2 separate regions of the Homo sapiens genome follow, and region 2 is linked to region 1. A link is an interaction called in ENCODE POLR2A ChIA-PET data of the cell type or tissue named here. Cell type or tissue: PC-9. All regions are shown on one strand. Each heading gives the region's core, and the rest is flanking DNA. Links, peaks and the distances in the headings are about the cores only. Region 1 overlaps MICU1 (mitochondrial calcium uptake 1). Region 2 overlaps MCU (mitochondrial calcium uniporter).

What was found. Peaks named below come from ENCODE experiments on the same cell type or tissue, not always from the same donor. Only the 100,000 strongest peaks of a DNase experiment are listed, where the experiment ranks them.
Region 2: POLR2A ChIA-PET joins it to region 1 with 5 read pairs; 5 of 35 experiments call an interaction of 5 or more read pairs at or near these places.

What each region holds. Positions count from the first base shown.
Region 1 is chr10:72,612,690-72,624,385 of GRCh38, forward strand. All of the region lies in intron 1 of MICU1 (mitochondrial calcium uptake 1), which reads right to left. Among named protein-coding and RNA genes, the nearest start is that of MICU1, 7.5 kb to the right of the region's middle. In PC-9, for the core only: no CTCF peak of the experiment used is centred there; no DNase peak of the experiment used is centred there.
Region 2 is chr10:72,733,591-72,738,590 of GRCh38, forward strand. All of the region lies in intron 1 of MCU (mitochondrial calcium uniporter), which reads left to right. Among named protein-coding and RNA genes, the nearest start is that of MIR4676, 15 kb to the left of the region's middle. In PC-9, for the core only: no CTCF peak of the experiment used is centred there; a DNase peak (open chromatin) is centred at 2,971; H3K27ac peaks cover 2,368 bases.

The DNA of each region.
Region 1 (11,696 bases), core at 3,970-8,969:
ATTCAGGCGGCTGAGGCAGGAGGACCCTTTGAGCCTAGGAGTTTGAAGCTGCAGTGAACTATGATTGCACCATTGTACTCTAGCCTGGGTGACAGAGTGAGACCCTGTCTCAAAAAAAAAAAAAAGTTGGGATGCATAGGAAGAATGCATACTCCACTGGTAAAGACAACACAAAATTCACTTCCTAAAATGCATACAAATGACATACAAAGAATAAAAAAGAGAGAGAAAAGATGCAGTATCTGTAAGACAAAATCCATAATATAAAGAAAAACTAGAAATATTAAAGATTAAAAGTAATTATTTATAAAAATAAAAGCAAGTTGTTTAAATGGCCTCTTTTTCAGAAAAAAAATTAACATCAAACCTTTATAGCTTATTTTAAAACTTTCAAACATGCAGGAAATTTCAAAGACTACTATTATCAACACCATATGTGCATTACTTAAATTCAACAATTAACATTTTGATATACTTGCTTCATCTACTTATCTATATGGCTACTCATCAAACTATTTTTTATGTTGAATCATTTCAAAGTAAATTACAGACATTATTAGGAGAAACACTTTACCCCTAATTTTTTTTTTTTTTTTTTTTTAGAGACAGGGTTTTGCTCTGTCACCCAGGCTGTAGTGCAGTGGCATGAGCATAGCACTCTGCAGCCTCAAACGCCTAGGTTTAAGTAGTCCTCCTGCCTCAGCCTCCTGAGTGGCTAGGAACTACAGGGATGTGCCACCACGCCTGGCTGATTTTTTTTTATTTTTTGTAGAGCCCAGGTCCCATTATGTTGTTCAGGCTGGTCTCCAACTCCTGGCCTCAAGCAGTCCTCCCACCTCAGCTTCCTAAAGCTCTGGGATTATGAGCATGAGCCACCACACCTGGCTATACCCCTACATATTTTAATATTCTCCTACACAACTACAATATTTTCTCCTACATAACTACATTATCAAATTTATTCAAATTAATAATTACCTAATATCTTCTAATACTAGAACACATACAAACTCCCCCAAAATTTACAGCTGATTTTTCAAACCAGGATCCCTACAAATAAGACTATCTTTGGTTTTCTCTAAACAGTCTCTCTTAATCTAGAAGAGTTCCTCATACATAACCTTTTTCTCCCCTTACAACTCTAGTTTTTGTTGTGTTACAATATACATAATAGGCTGGGTGCAGTGGCTCACACCTGTAATCCCAGCACTTTGGGAGGCTGAGGTGGGGGGATCACCTGAGGTCACGAGTTCAAGACCAGCCTGGCCAATGTGGCGAAACCCCGTCTCAATTAAAAATACAAAAAAATTAGCTGGGCGTGGTGGCGGGCGCCTGTCCCAGCTATTTAGGAGGCTGAGGCAGAAGAATTGCTTGAACCAGGAGGCAGAGGTTGCAGTGAGCTGAGATTACACCATTGCACTCCAGCCTGGGCAACAAGAACAAAACTCCATCCCCAAAAATAAAACAAAAACACATAATATAAAATGTACCCATACTCATTCAAATGGCTATTACTTAAATTTTAAAAAAAAAACAAGTGTTGACAAGGATGTGTAGAAAATGAAACCCTTGTACACTGCTGATAGGAATATAAAATAGTGCAGGCACTACAGAAAAAGTATGGCAGCTCCTCAAAAAATTAAACATAGAATTACCATATGATCCAGCAATTCCACTTCTAGGTGTATTTCCAAAGGAATTTAAAGGAGGAACCTGAATAGATATTTGTACAGCCATGCTCAAAGCAGCATTGTGCACAACAGCCAAATGGTGGAAGCAACCCAAGTGTCCACTGATGGATGAATGGATAAAATGTGACACATACATACAAGGAATATTATTCAGCCTTTATTTTTTCTTAATCATGGCAAAATTTCATCATGTCATTTCACCTTCAAAAGGAAGGAAATTCTAGCATATGCTACAACATGGATGAACCTGAAGGATACTATGCTAAGGGAAACAAGCCAATCCAAAAAAGGCAAATACTTTGTGATTTCACTTACATGAGGCACCTAGCATAGTCAAATCATAGAGACAGAAAGTAGAATGATGGATGCCAGAGGTTTCAGGGAGAGGGAAATGAGGAATGAGCATTTAATGAGTATGGGGTTTCAGTTTGGGAAGTAGTTTTGGAAATGAATGCTAGTGATGGTTGTGTAACAATGTGAATGTACTTAATGCCACTGTACATTAAAAATTATTAAAATGGTAAATATTTAAGCTGTGCTAAAATATACATAACAGAAAATTGACGATTTTGACCACTTTTAAGCATACAATTCAGTGGCATATACATTCACCATGTTGTACAATCACAGCACAACCTTAATTTCTGAAAAGGGCAAATATATTGCAGCATTTTTCATACTGCGGATTTGTCTGATTGCTTCCTTGTGGTGTGGTTTTGTGTTTGTTTGTTTGTTTGTTTGTTTGTTTTGAGATGGAGTCTCAGTCTCACTCTGTTGCCTAGGCTAGAGTGCAGTGGCATGATCTTGGCTCACCGCAACCTCTGCCTCCTGGGCTCAAGTGATACTTGTGCCTCAGCCTCCCCAGTAATTGGAATTACAGACATGTGCCACCATGCCCAGCTAATTTTTGTATTTTTACTACAGACAGGGTTTCACCACTTTGGCCAGGCTAGTCTTGAACTCCTGACCTCAAGCAATCTTCCCGCCTTGGCCTCCCAAAGTGCTGGGATTACAGGTGTGAGCAACAGCACCACAGCACACTGTGCTGTGGTATTAAATCTTTCTCTATTCCTTTTTTTTCCTGTAAACTGGAAGTTACATCTAAAGGTTAGATCACAGTCAAATTAAGTATTTTTGGCAAGAATTCTGCATAGATTATTTTCTATATTTCATGAGTCTTGTCTTAGGCTTTTTTCTCTGATGTCTAATCTGCCATTAATCCCATTAAATGTATTTTTCATCTCAGACATTATAGTTTCCATCTCCGAAAGTTCAGTTTGAGTTTTTTTATACCTTCCATGTCTCTATTTAACATGTTCAGTCTTGGCCAGGCGCGGTGGCTCATCACGCCTGTAATCCCAGCACTTTGGGAGGCCGAGGAGGGTGGATCACAAGGTCAGGAGATCGAGACCATCCTGGCTAACACAGTGAAACCCTGTCTCTACTAAAAATACAAAAAATTAGCCGGGCGTGCGGCATGCACCTGTAGTCCCAGCTACTTGGAAGGCTGAGGCAGGAGAATGGCGTGAACCCGGGAGGCGGAGCTGGCAGTGAGCCGAGATTGTGCCACTGCACTCCAGCCTGGGCGACAGAGCGAGACTCCGTCTCAAAAAAACAAAAAACAAAAAACAAAAAAAAACATGTTCAATCTTTCTACTAGTTTCTTGAGCATATAGAATATGCTTATGAAAACTGTTTTAAATCCCTCTTTACTAATTCTATCATCTGTGTCACTTCTGTTTTGGTTTCTAATTTTCTTCTCATCAGTATGAGTCACGTTTTCCTACTTCTTTGCATGCCTAGTAATTTCTGATTGGATGCCAGACATTGTGAATTTTACCTTGTGTGCTTTCTTGTATTCCTATAATTATTTTTGAGCTTTCTTCTGGGCCATGATTAAATTAGTAGGGAACAGTTTTGGCCCTTTCAGGTCTTGCTTTTAAGCTTTGTCAGCCTGGGCTGGAGAAGCATTTAGTTCAAGGCTAATTTACCCACTGTTAGGGCAAAACCCTTAAGAGACTCTACACAGAAACTCCGTCTCTACTAAAAATACAAAATTAGCCAGGCATGGTGGTGCACGCCTGTAATCCCAGCTACTTGGGAGGCTGAGGCAGGAGAATCACTTGAACCTGGGAGGCAGAGGTTGTGGTGAGCCGAGGTCACACCATTGCACTCCAGCCTGGGCAACAAGAGCGAAACTCCATCTAAAAAAAAAAAAAAAAAGACTCTACATAATGACCTATAAAGATGGTTTCCACTCTGGTTGGTGGGAAAAAAAAAAAAAAAACACACTATTCCTAATTCGGCAAGTATTGTTTTATCTGATCTTTTCAAGTGATTATCTTCCTAGCCTCAGAAAGTTTCCTCACATACATCCACTGATCAGTTCTCAGCAGAATACTTGAGACGGATCCTCTGTAGTTCTCTGAAGTTCTCCCTCTCTGCAGCTATTTCCAGTTTTCTGCCCTGCAAACTCCAGATGCTTTGGCCTCCCCAGACTCCCTCAATTAAGGGAAACTATTGTGCTCTGTCTGGGTTCCCTGTCCCTGTTCTGCAGCTGGAAAACTGTCTAGGCAGCAAGCCAGAGCAATCATAGACCTCATCTCATTTCTTTCCTATCTTTCAGGGATTACTCTCCTTTGCTGCACAATGTTCAAAATCTAGACAACCACTGTTTTACACATTTTTGTCTGCTTTTTTAGCTGTTTCAGGCAAGAAGGTAACCCTGTTACTACTTCTTCACCAGAAATAGAAGACCAGTTTTTTTTGTCCCTTTTATTCATCTCTTTCTCTGAATTATTTTAAGGCAACTCAAATATTATATCATTTCACTGCTATATATTTTGGTATGTCTCTCCAAAAATATGGACTTTTTTCCCACATAATCATGTCAGTTGTACTCAACAAATTTAACCATCCCTTAGTATGATCTAACACCAGTCCATACTCCAATTTCCTCAATTTAAAAAAAATTGAACTGATAGTTTAAACTCTTTTTAATGCTAGCATTTAATAAACACTACTCTGTGAGGGGTACTATGCTAAGTACCTGATATCCATTACCTTATTTAGTCCTCAGTAATCCTTTGGGGTAAATATTATTATTACTCCCATTTCACTGATAAGAACACCAAAGCTTGCTGGGCATGGGGGCTGACACCTGTAATGTAGAAACCCTGTCTCTACTAAAAATAAAATCCCAGAATTTTGGGAGGCCGAGGCGGCAGGGTCACTTAAGGCCAGGAGTTTGAAACCAGCCTGTGCAACATATCAAGACCATGTCTCTACAAAAAAGTTAAAAATTAGCCAAGTGTGGTGGCACACACCTATAGTCCTAGCTGCTCAGGAGGTTGAGATGGAAGGATTGCTTGAGCCCAGGAGTTTGAAGGTGCAGTAAGCTGTGGTCACACTACTGCACTCCAGCCTGGGTGACAGCACGAGACCCCAACTCAAAACAACAACAAAAAACCAGCAAAGCTAGAATCTGTTAAAATGTTTGCCTAGGCTGGCCGCAGTGGCTTACGCCTGTAATCCTTGCACTTTGGGAGGCCAAGGTGGGCAGATTACTTGAGGTCAGGAGTTAGAGACCAGCCTGGCCAACATGGTAAAACCCCATCTCTACTAAAAATATAAAAATTAGCCAGGAGTGGTGGCGCATGCCTGTAAATCCCAGCTACTAGGGAGGCTGAGGCAGGAGATTCGCTTGAGCCTGGGAGGTGGAGGCTGCAGTGAGCCGAGATCATGCCACTGCACTCCAGCCTGGTCAACAGAGCCAGACTCTGTCTCAAAAAAAAAAAAAAAAACTACCAGTTTGCCTAAGGTTATAGCATGGCAGAGGCAGGTTTCTCTGATCACAAACACATTGTTTTCTAAAAATAATTGCATACCTTTATTATTTTTTTGAAATGAGGTCTCACTATGTGGCCCAGGCTGGTCTTGAATTCCTGGGGTCAAGCAATCCTCCCACCTCAGCCTCCAGAATAGCTGACATGACAGGTGTGTGCCACTGCCCCTAGCTCCCAATGGCATTGCACTTAACCATTATGCTTCAATACCATCTCACAACTTATTAGCATAAAATATCAGATAATATCAATGCTTAAATTGAAAATCAAATTCGAAGATTGCTTAATTTAAATGCTATTACAGGTCAAAGACCTGAAAAAAATAATAATGCTACTTTATTTGAAATATATTACAATAAAATCTGCTTAAAATTTTAAGAAATACAACTTTCGAATCTAAAAGAGAATTTTAATAGAAAAAGCACAAGAAACTTGGTTGAAATGAAACTATCATCTCAAACTAGAGAATGCAGATTCATTTAATTATAATGTTCTATCACAGCTCTTGTCAAGTAGAACATGTTGTGATGACAGAAATATTTTGTATCTGTGCTGTTCAATACAATAGCCACTACCCATATGTGAGTACTGGGCATCTGAAATATGTCTAAAAAAACTAAGAGAAACTGAATTTTTTGTTTTCTTTATTTTTAATGAGCTTAAATTTAAATTGTAATTATCAGTTCATCTGTCTGTTTTCCCCACTAGGCTGTAAGGTCCTTGAAGAACAGAATGTATTTTCATCTCTCCTTTCAATGTCTTGATACATATTAGAAACCTGTTTGTTGATATGTGGTAGAATATGTGGATGGAATTTTCTAGATGTGTCCAGATAAATTCTCTAAATATATCAGACTGATAAAGGTTACAAAGTACAGACTTACTTTATTGGATTATATCTTTTTTCTATTCTGACTTTTAAAACAAATGAAATATTAGCCAGGCCCGGTGGCTCACACCTGTAATCCCAGCACTTTGGGAGGCTGAGGCAGGTGGATCACAAGGTCAGGAGATTGAGACCATCCTGGCTAACACGGTGAAACCCTGTCTCTACTAAAAATACAAAAAAATTAGCCAGGCATGGTGGCAGGCACCTGTAGTCCCAGCTACTCGGGAGGCTGAGGCAGGAGAACGGTGTGAACCCAGGAGGCGGGGTTTGCAGTGAGCCGAGATTGTGCCACTGCACTCCAGCCTGGGCAACAGGTCAAGACTCCGTCTCAAAAAACTAAATAAATAAATAAAACAGATAAAATATCTTATTTACTCATTTATTCACCAAACATGCTCTGAGCTTACATATTTGTGACAAAGACTCTGTTATGTACTCAGGATATGATGATGAATAAGACCCAGTTTCTGGCATCAAGAATCACTCAATCTAAGACAATACATACAATTGCTCCACAAAGTGAGAAGACTACTTTAAACAGATAAATTATGAGAACCAACAAGGAAAGTAAATTACGAGAACCAAGAAGGAAAATAACCACCTGAGGGTAGAGGGAGGTTCTACATACTGAACAATAATTCATTAATCTAGTTTAACGATGAACGGCAGCTCACCAGTTGGGAGATGGCAGAACGGTGGAGAGGCATTCCAGGTACAACAAATAGCCATGTAAAGGCATAAAGACACAAAAACACATGGTGAACATGGGGAGGAAAAAGTGTCTCATTCTGACTAGAACATGTGAAAACGAATAAAAAGGGGAGGAGGATACATTAGAGCTAGATTCTAATACCCTTTTGTGCTATATTACAGTGCTGATTCAATCTTATTAGGATGGTAGGCAAAGTATTCATGTTTACTTTTTTTAAAAAAAAGGAAAAAAACAGCTTGCTAATTCCCATACTCAAAGAACAAACTTTAAAAAGCAAAATCTAAATTATAAATTTTTGCTTATAACAGACACCAAATCCAAATTAACTGTCCAAGCAAGGTTATTAGAATAGGCACTTGAAGTTTTTGTTGTTTTTGAGATGGAGTCTCACTCTGTCGCCCAGGCTGGTGTACAGTAGTGCCATCTTGGCTCACTGCAACCTCCGCCTCCCGGGTTCAGGCAATTCTCATGCCTCAGCCTCCCAAGCAGCTGGGATTACAGGAGTGTGCTACCATGCCTGGCTAATTTTTTGTATTTTTAGTAGAGACAGGGTTTCACCACGTTGCCCAGGCTGGTTTCGAACTCCTGACCTCAAGTGATTCTCCTGCCTCAGCCTCCCAAAGTACTGGGATTACAGGCATGAGCCACTGCACCTGGCCAAGCACTTCAAGTTTTAAATAAGCAACATTAAATCACTTTGAAGAGAAATGCAAGCATTATTTGTATCCTTAACTGTTGAGGATATCTTTTTCAAATATTACACTAAAGTTTCAATTTTCTCATAGTAAAACCCATCTTGAACTTAATATTAGTCTAGGAAACATTTATGATCTGCAAAAAATTGATCACCCTGTTAGTTTGGGGGAAAAAAGCTGAGTCTACTTCTAGCCATTTCTTGCCTCATAAACAGAACTAAAACACCTCTCCCACGATGTGGCAATATTTAACTTTTCAACGACAGGTTATTAATTATATTTAATGTCAATCACTTCTCACAGTTGTCCAATTCCACAGCTACCTTTTTTTGCTTTTTCAACTGACATTCTGTTACCTGTTTTACCCACAGGTATCTTATCTACAGGTATCCACTCTATCGTGCTCTTAAAGCATGATTGGCCAGGCATGGTGGCTCATGCCTGTAATCCCCATATTTTGGGAAGCCAAGGCAGGCGGAATGCTTGAACCCAGGAGATTGAGACCACCCTGGGCAACATAGTGAGACCCCGTTTCTACAGAAAAAAAAATTGTTTTAATGATGAACCACCAGAATAAGGCATAAAGATACAAAACTAGTGTTAATTATAATTTTAAAGTTAACACCCAGTAATAGCAATTAGTTATAATTATGGTAATTTATTTTACATACCACGTTCAAAATAAAGTGGTTTTGGATGGGCGCAGTGGCTCACGCCTATAATCCCAGCACTTTGGCTAGCAGATCACCTGAGGTCAGGAGTTCGAGACCAGACTGACCAACATGGTGAAACCCCATCTCTACTTAAAATACAAAAAAAAAATAGCCAGCCGTGGTGGTAGGTGCCTGTAATCCCAGCTACTTGGGAGGCTGAGGCAGGAGAATTGCTTGAACCCAAGAGGCGGAGGTTGCAGTGAGCCAAGAACGCGCCATTGCACTCCAGCCTGGGCGACAAGTGTAAAACTCCGTCTCAAAAAATAATAATAATAATAAAAAAATAAAGTGGTTTCTATACTAACAGATTTTTAAACATAAAACAATGAAAAGAACCAAGTATTTAATCATATCCACAACATGTATTTAAATATTTAAAACATTTTTATTTACTATTTATTAACTGCAGTTACTAATCAAGTTCACCCAAAGCAATAAAAATATCAAGAATTTATTTTAACAAGCTGGCTAATACATAATATATTTAAAGTTATAAAACCTGAATATTCCAGAGCAGGGGTACTAAACATGTAATAACAGTACAGATACACACACTGGAAGAGTGTAAATTTTTTCAAGTTCTTTAAGTGATTATAATAGGCATTAAAAATAGAAAAAAATCAACACATAAACTGTAAATACAATTTTTTATATTGCAAAAGGAAACCAAGTTCTCTTATTTATTTATTTATTTATTGAGCCAGAATCTTGCTCTGTCGCCCAGGCTGGAGTGCAGTGGCACGATCTCAGCTCACTGCAAGCTCTGCCTCCCAGGTTCACGCCATTCTCCTGCCTCAGCCTCCCCGGAGTAGCTGGGACTACAGGCGCCTGCCACCACACTCGGCTAATTTTTTGTATGTTTGTTTTTTTAGTAGAAACGGGGTTTCACCATGTTAGCCAGGATGGTCTCGATCTCCTGACCTCGTGATCTGCCGGCCTCAGCCTCCCAAAGTGCTGGGATTACAAGCGTGAGCCACCGCGCCCGGCCCCAAGTTCTCTTAATTAAAAAAAAAAAAAAAACATGAAAATTATTTTAGTGAACATCTGTTGTTTTTGCCTGTCCAGCAACCAATTGCTCTTCTCCAGAAAGCATCACCTCAATTTTTCTTTAGGAACTGTCACCCACCCTTAACTCAAATGGTTTCAAACTATATTCCTCTCCTTCCCACTCCAGGATAGGGACAAATTCCAAGCCTAGCCACACAAAGCATTCCATCACTCTGGCCACAGGGACTGCCTCTAGGATGGGCAAAGACCCAAGTCAGGTCAATGAAACTACCATACAGTGGTGCGCTGGAACTGTAGAGAAAGGGAAATTCTCTTTCTTCTTGGGTTTCTGAGGTTGAAGGAAGTAAGCCTAGTGCTGGTATTACAATCTTTCCCAGGGAATCTGACTCCAAAGCCTTACTTTTCCACACTGAATCCCAAATATGCAAAGGGAACTAGTGGTTACCTGGTAGTAAGAGAAAAGATAAATTAGGACTTTGACTTTCAATATTGTATTTTCGATAATGTTTCCATTTTCCAAAAATAAGCATATTACTTCAATAATAGGAAATTTAAAATGTTTAAAAATATTGCCCGTGTTTTCTTCTCAAACATGCTTATTCATATTTCAATATCTTAAAAGTATTAACAATTTTCTCATAATTTACCAAAGCACATAGAATATCCATCTAAAAACAATCACCTTCTTCTCCTGGCACAAAATAAAGCTATTACAATATTTTCATTTTTAAATTATGAGTGGGAGGCCAGGTACAGTGGCTCACACCTCTAATCCCAGCAATTTGGGAGGCTGAGGCGGGCGGATCACTTGAGGTCAGGGGTTCGAGACCAGCCTGGCCAACATAGTAAAACCCCATCTTTACTAACAATACAAAAATTAGCCGGGCGTGGTGGCGCACGCTCCTGTAATCCCAGCTACTTACGAGGATGAGGCAGAAGAATCACTTGAACCCCGGAGGCAGAGGTTGCAGTGAGCCAAAATCGCGCCATTGCACTGTAGCCTTGGCAACGAGAGTGAAACTCTGTCAAAAAGACAAGACAGAGCGAGACTCCGTCTCAAAAAAAAAAAAAAAAAAAAAGACAAGAAAAGAAAAGGGAAGGGGAGGGGAGGGAGAAAGAAAGGGAGAAGAAAGAAAAAAAGAAAAGAAAAGAAAGAAAAAGAAAATATGTGTGGAAAAAACAGTTGAGTAAACCTTTTTAAAAAAACTGGTTCTAGTGGCTAGGCATGGTGGCTTGTACCTGCAATCCCAGAACTTTGGGAGGCCAAGGCGGGAGGATCGCTTGAGTCTGGGAGTTCCAAGACTAGCCTGGGTAGGCCAGGTGTGGTGGCTCAGGCCTGTAATCCCAGCATTTTGGGAGGCCGAGGCAGGTGGATCACCTGAGGTCGTCAGGAGTTCGAGACTAGCCTGGCCAACATGTAAAACCCCATCTCTACTAAAAATACAAAAATTAGCCAGATGTGGTGCCGCGCCTGTAGTTCCAGCTACTTCGGAGGCTGAAGCAGGAGAATTGCTTGAACCCAGGAGGCAGAGGTTGCAGTGAGCCGAGATCACACCACTGCACTCCAGCCTGGGCAACAGAATGAGACTCCGTCCCCACCCCTCAACAAAAGGACCAGCCTCGGCAAAATGGCTGAACCCCATCTCCATTTAATTAATTAATTAATTAATTAAAAACTGGTTCTTATTTTAAAAGGGATACACTAAACAACTGCATATGGAAAAAATGGTTAATGTTCAGCAAGTGCTGCAGCCATTGTAAAAATGGCTCAAGAGATAAAGCTAACTTTAAAGACTGAAGGTGGCAAAATTGGGTTTAAAAAAGCTTTATCAATTATATTAGTCCTATAACTCTGAATAGCATAAGATCTGAAGGAGTTGGTCAGTTAAATATTTCAATTATAATTATTTTGCATAATATTGCATTATGGAGAAATTTCATATCGTTTTATTCTTTTGTTGTTGTTTTAAGAGACAGGGTATCGCTCTGTCGCCCAAGCTGGAGTGCAATGGTACGATCACAGCTCACTGCAGCCTCAACCTCGAGGGCTCAAGCCATCCTCCTGTCTCAGCCTCCCAAGTAGCCAGGACTACAGGCATGCGCCCAGCTAATTTTTGTGTTTTGTAGAGATGGTCTTGCCATA
Region 2 (5,000 bases), core at 1-5,000, 120 kb after region 1:
ATATAAAATGAACCAATGTGTGAAAAGCATTTATGGCAGTGCTTGGCACATAACGAGTACTCTGTTGGTGGTACCCGATATATATGTTTCATATATATATATATATATATATATTTTTTTAAAGAACATTTAGATAATCTTATATAGCTTAACTTGCAGCATCTACTCAGTCTTGACAAGCCTTTCTGGTAGTTTAATTTCACAGAAGGTAGATAAAGTAAACCTGGGCCTGCTTTTTTTGTTTGTTTGTTTTAAAGAATTAACTTTTTATTATGATGGTACAATATGCTTATTGGAGAAAATTTGGAAAAATTATTTTAAAAGTAATATTTTTTAAAATTCAGAAAATTATAGTAGGAGTCTGTTAACAGAAGCTTTAAAGGGAATGTGGTCCAAGAAGGAAAGAAAAACTCCTCAGAGTAAATAATAATTATGTTAATTGGAAATTACAAGTAAGAACTAGAGGCAGAATCTATAAAAACTGATGAATACTACAAAAGAAATTCCTGATTGGGTGCGTTTGCTCACACCTGTAATTCTAGCACTTTGGGAGGCTGAGGCAGGAGGATCCCTTGAGGCCAGGAGTTTGAGGCTGCAGTGAGCTATGATTGAGCCACTGCACTCCTGCCTGGGTGATGGAGCAAGATCCTGTTTCTAAAAAAGAAAGAAAGAAATTCCTTGCTTTACTCAGATCTAAAATGGACATTTAGTCACTGGCCACATGTGACTTGAGGTGTGTGTAGTCCAAACTACTATGTACTGCAAATACAAAATATACATTGGATTATTTTTGTGTTGAAATAATATTTCCTATATATTGTGTTAAGTAAAATGTTACTAAAATTAATTTTATCTTTTTCTTATTAATGTGACTACTGGCCTAGTTAAAATTATATATGTGGCTCACATATTCCGTTGGACTGCACTGTGCTTTAGGCATAGTAATACTTACTAGTTTTGAAGTATTTGAAAATTTAAAGTTAAGATATTGGATATTGAACCAAGGTTTTAATAATTTCCTTACAAACAATCACTGTTTTTTTGAGACAGGGTCACTCTGTCACCCAGGCTGGAGCTTGGTGGCCTGATCATGGCTCACCGCAGCCTTGACCTCCCAGGCTCAAGCAATCCTCCCACCTCTGCCTCCCAAGTAGCTAGGACCAAAGGCGTGTGACACCATGCCTAGCTATTAAAAAAATTTTTTTTTTTGTGGAGACAGGTCTCACTATGTTGCCCAGGCTAGTCTTGAACTCCTGGCTCAAGCTATTCTCCCACCTCAGCCTCCCAAAGTATTGGCATTACAGGTGTGACCCCGTCTCTACGAATAATTTTAAAAAAATTAGCTGGGTGTGGTGGTGCATACCCGTAGTCCCAGCTACTAGGGAGGCTGAGGCTGGATTGCCTGAGCTCAGGAGGTTGAGGCTTCAGTGGGCTGTGATCGGGCCACCGCAGTGCAGGCTGGGTGACAGAGTGAGATTGTCTCAAAAAAAAAAAAAAATTCGTCTGTGTTGTATCATGTATCAGAATTTTTTTTTTTTGATAGCTGAGTAGTATTTCAGTGTTCAGCATTTTTATTAATGACATGGATGGAATATTAATGACTTGCTTTGCAAACCCATATATGACCTGGAACTGGCAATGAAAATAAGTTGTATTGTTAAAGTGTGTTGGGTTTTTTTTCAGACTAGAGATTGAAAATAGTTATCAGACTGAAAGAATTGACTGAATTGATTAAAACGTATTAAACATTGATAAGTGCAAAATCCCATATATGATCTAAAAAGTTAGTGTTATTGTAGATGGATGTGATGTGGTTTAATAGCAGGTAATATGAAAAATACCTGGAGGGTTTCACTTGACAGCATGTTCATCATGAGTCCACAGTATTATCTGGGCTCTATTAATAGAAGCATGGTGTCCAGAATGAGGACTATGATTGTCCCAAAGTATTGTGTTCATGTCTAGGTACCTTATTTTAATGGTAAACATTTAAAAACAAAGGCATATTCAAGAGAGAAACCAGAATGATCTAATGGGAAGGTAACTAGCCACTCAGTATTAGAATAAAGCTGTTGTAAGGTAGAGTGGACTGCCTTGGGAGGTAATCAGATCTATGTCACAAGATTTGTTCAAGCAGAAGCTGGATGAACACTTGGCAGGGACATTGTAGACTATTTTAGTTTCACTAGTTGGGTACAGGAGTGGAGAAGGTGCCTAATTATATAGAATATCTTTGTGGATCTTCAACCTTGATATTAATATTTGGTAATCATAGAACATTGCAGAATACTGGGGTTTAAAGTGTTAATAGTGGTTGTCTCTAGGGGATGGGATAGGAGACTGTCATTTCCCATGTTATGTACTTCTGTATTTAATTTTAGTTTCTACAATGAGTATATATTGCTCTATTAAAACAGTTGTAAACACTTGTTTCTTGGCTAGTGACATTGATGCAAAAAATATTCTCGTTTTGCAAATCAACACAAATTAATACTTTACAATTTTTCAAAAGTAACTTAGTAAATTACTATAAACAATTTAAGTGTTTAAAACCCTCTATTGACAGATTTGTGTATTCATGGACGTTGGATATATGGATTTTTTTTTGCCATTGGAAGACTGATTTGCTTCATTAGCCTTTATTCTTTTCTGTAGTTGATCTGGCTGGTGACAGTGAAAGTTAGCTGGGCTGTTACAGATCATTCTGCATGCTCAGATTTACCTTCATCTCCAAGGTTTGGATTATCAGATAACTAGACAGTAAGGCCCTGACTGCTGCTGCCTAGTACCCCTGTCTAAAGGTTTAGTCCTAAAAGGAAGTGAGAGTGGAAAAAATTGTTGCATTCTTAGGAAAATATTTCCTTCTAACCCAGACATCTTTTGTTTTTCCCCAGATGGTTCTGTTATATCCCCCAGAGACCAAGGGTTGGCCCTTTATGCTTATTAGGAAAGAAGGATTATGACCAACACTTGCATCCTGGGTATGTTTAGGATAAATGTTGCTAAGCTGCTTTAGTAAATAGATCGTAAACAGAAACTGAGCCACACCTCCTCCTGCCATTATTATCTTAGTAAATGTTTGCTTAGGATTTTGATTATTTAAATGCTGTAGTTCTCTCATGTACTTAACAAATCTGTAACATTTTGTCAGTAAAGAGATTTATTAATATGCTTCCTTTGCCTTAGCTCAATAGTGCCCTTTTGATGATTTTTTAGGCCAGGCATTTAGCAGTCTAAATGGTGGACAATCTTGGACATTGTTGCGTGCTGTCAACATAAAGCTGTTTGGTGTTTGAGATGGTAGTGCTAGGAAAAATGTGTTAGCATTTGCTAAAAGAGCTTTCACAGGCTGGTCGCTTTCAATGTTTAAAAAAAGTTTATGTAAGACTGTTGATACTTCACTACAGTGTTCCCAAAAGCTTTCTAGTCTTGTTAGTGAAGCGTGTGGGGTATATGAATTGTGGTTTAAACTCTAAATGGCCACAGACATTTTTCTTGAATATGACTCTTAACTTGCTTTCTCTAAACTTCAGTTTGATACTATAGCGGTTGTTGATACCATAGTAGTTGTGTAGTTCAAATTCTCCAGTCATGAGTTTTCATTCTTGGATATGGTAGTGTCTTTGAGGTCAGGAAGAAAGAACAGAAGTCACTAATGTTAATAGCAGAAACTTTAACATTATAGGAATAAAAGTGGTAATAATAGATGAGCAGAAACCTCAATTCAAGAAATACTTGTTTCAAAAAATTATTATTCTGTACCTTCTGTGTAAAATGCCCATTGCTAGGCCTGGGCCCCAGACTTTAAAGAGCATATAGTCTAGTTGTATTGGGTCGATAATTTGAAATGTAAAGAGAGGGGGTAAGGGAAGCAGCCATGTATGAATTCCTTAGAAGGAAAGTTGGCGCGTTATTTCCCCTTTTTCTTTCCTTTTTTTTTTTTTTCAGAGATGGTATCTTGCTCTATTGCCTGGGTTGGATTGACATGGTGCGATCTCAGCTCACTGCAACTTCCACCTCCTGGGTTCAAGTGATTCTTGTGCCTCAGCCTCCCAAGTAGCTGGGACTGCAGGTGCGCACCACTATGCCTGGCTAGTTTTTGTGTTTTTAGTAGAGATGGGGTTTCACCATGTCGGTCAGGCTGGTCTTGAACTCCTGGCCTTAAGTGATCCTCACCGCCCCAACTCCCAAAGTGCTGGGATTTCAGGTATGAGCCACCATGCCCAGCCTATTTCCCCTTTTTCTGTTTCTTACCTTTGACTTGAAGTTCAAGAGTGAGCTGTATAGGCACCAGGGCAACAAGCTGTTTCTTATATTCCTAGGAACTCCGTATTCTTTCTGCTTTTAAGTTGGCATGGGAGCAGGGATGAGCAGTGGTATTGTTGCGGTTATCTTCAGGTACAATTGCTGCTTTAGTAGTCTTTAGGACTTACAGGCTTTTGGGAGTTAATGTAGCTGGATAAATATTTTAAACGAATGAGAAAACCTAGACTGGACACTGGGAACAGAGTTACAGTCTAAGTAAAAACCACTGGAAAAAGCTTTCAAATTCTGTAAATATAACAAAACTAATAATTATAGTAATTAAGAAGAATTTATTTGGGGAAGGTGAAGGGGAAGTTGGAGTAAACTTAATAAGTATCCTGGGGGCTCTGAGAAATTGCTCCCACTCTTTCTTCCTTACTTATATGTCCAACAAATCAAAAATAGCCTCCTGGAGTGAAGAAGAGAGCCAATCATGGTATAGCAATAAAGTAAGTATATCCTACATGCTGGATTTAGCTTTTAGATTGAACAAATGTTAGAAAAGACTCTTTTCCTCTGATTTGTGCTATTTGTTTTAGATAAAATGGGGCAGAAAAACAAAGAGCCTTTCTAGAAAGTTTATGCTAAACAAGGAAATGTGGATTTTTAATTGTCTTGAGAAAAGAAATGTTGAGTGCTGATAGCTGTGATGTTGACATCTCAGCCCGTATTTTAATAGTTAAGGTTTATAAATA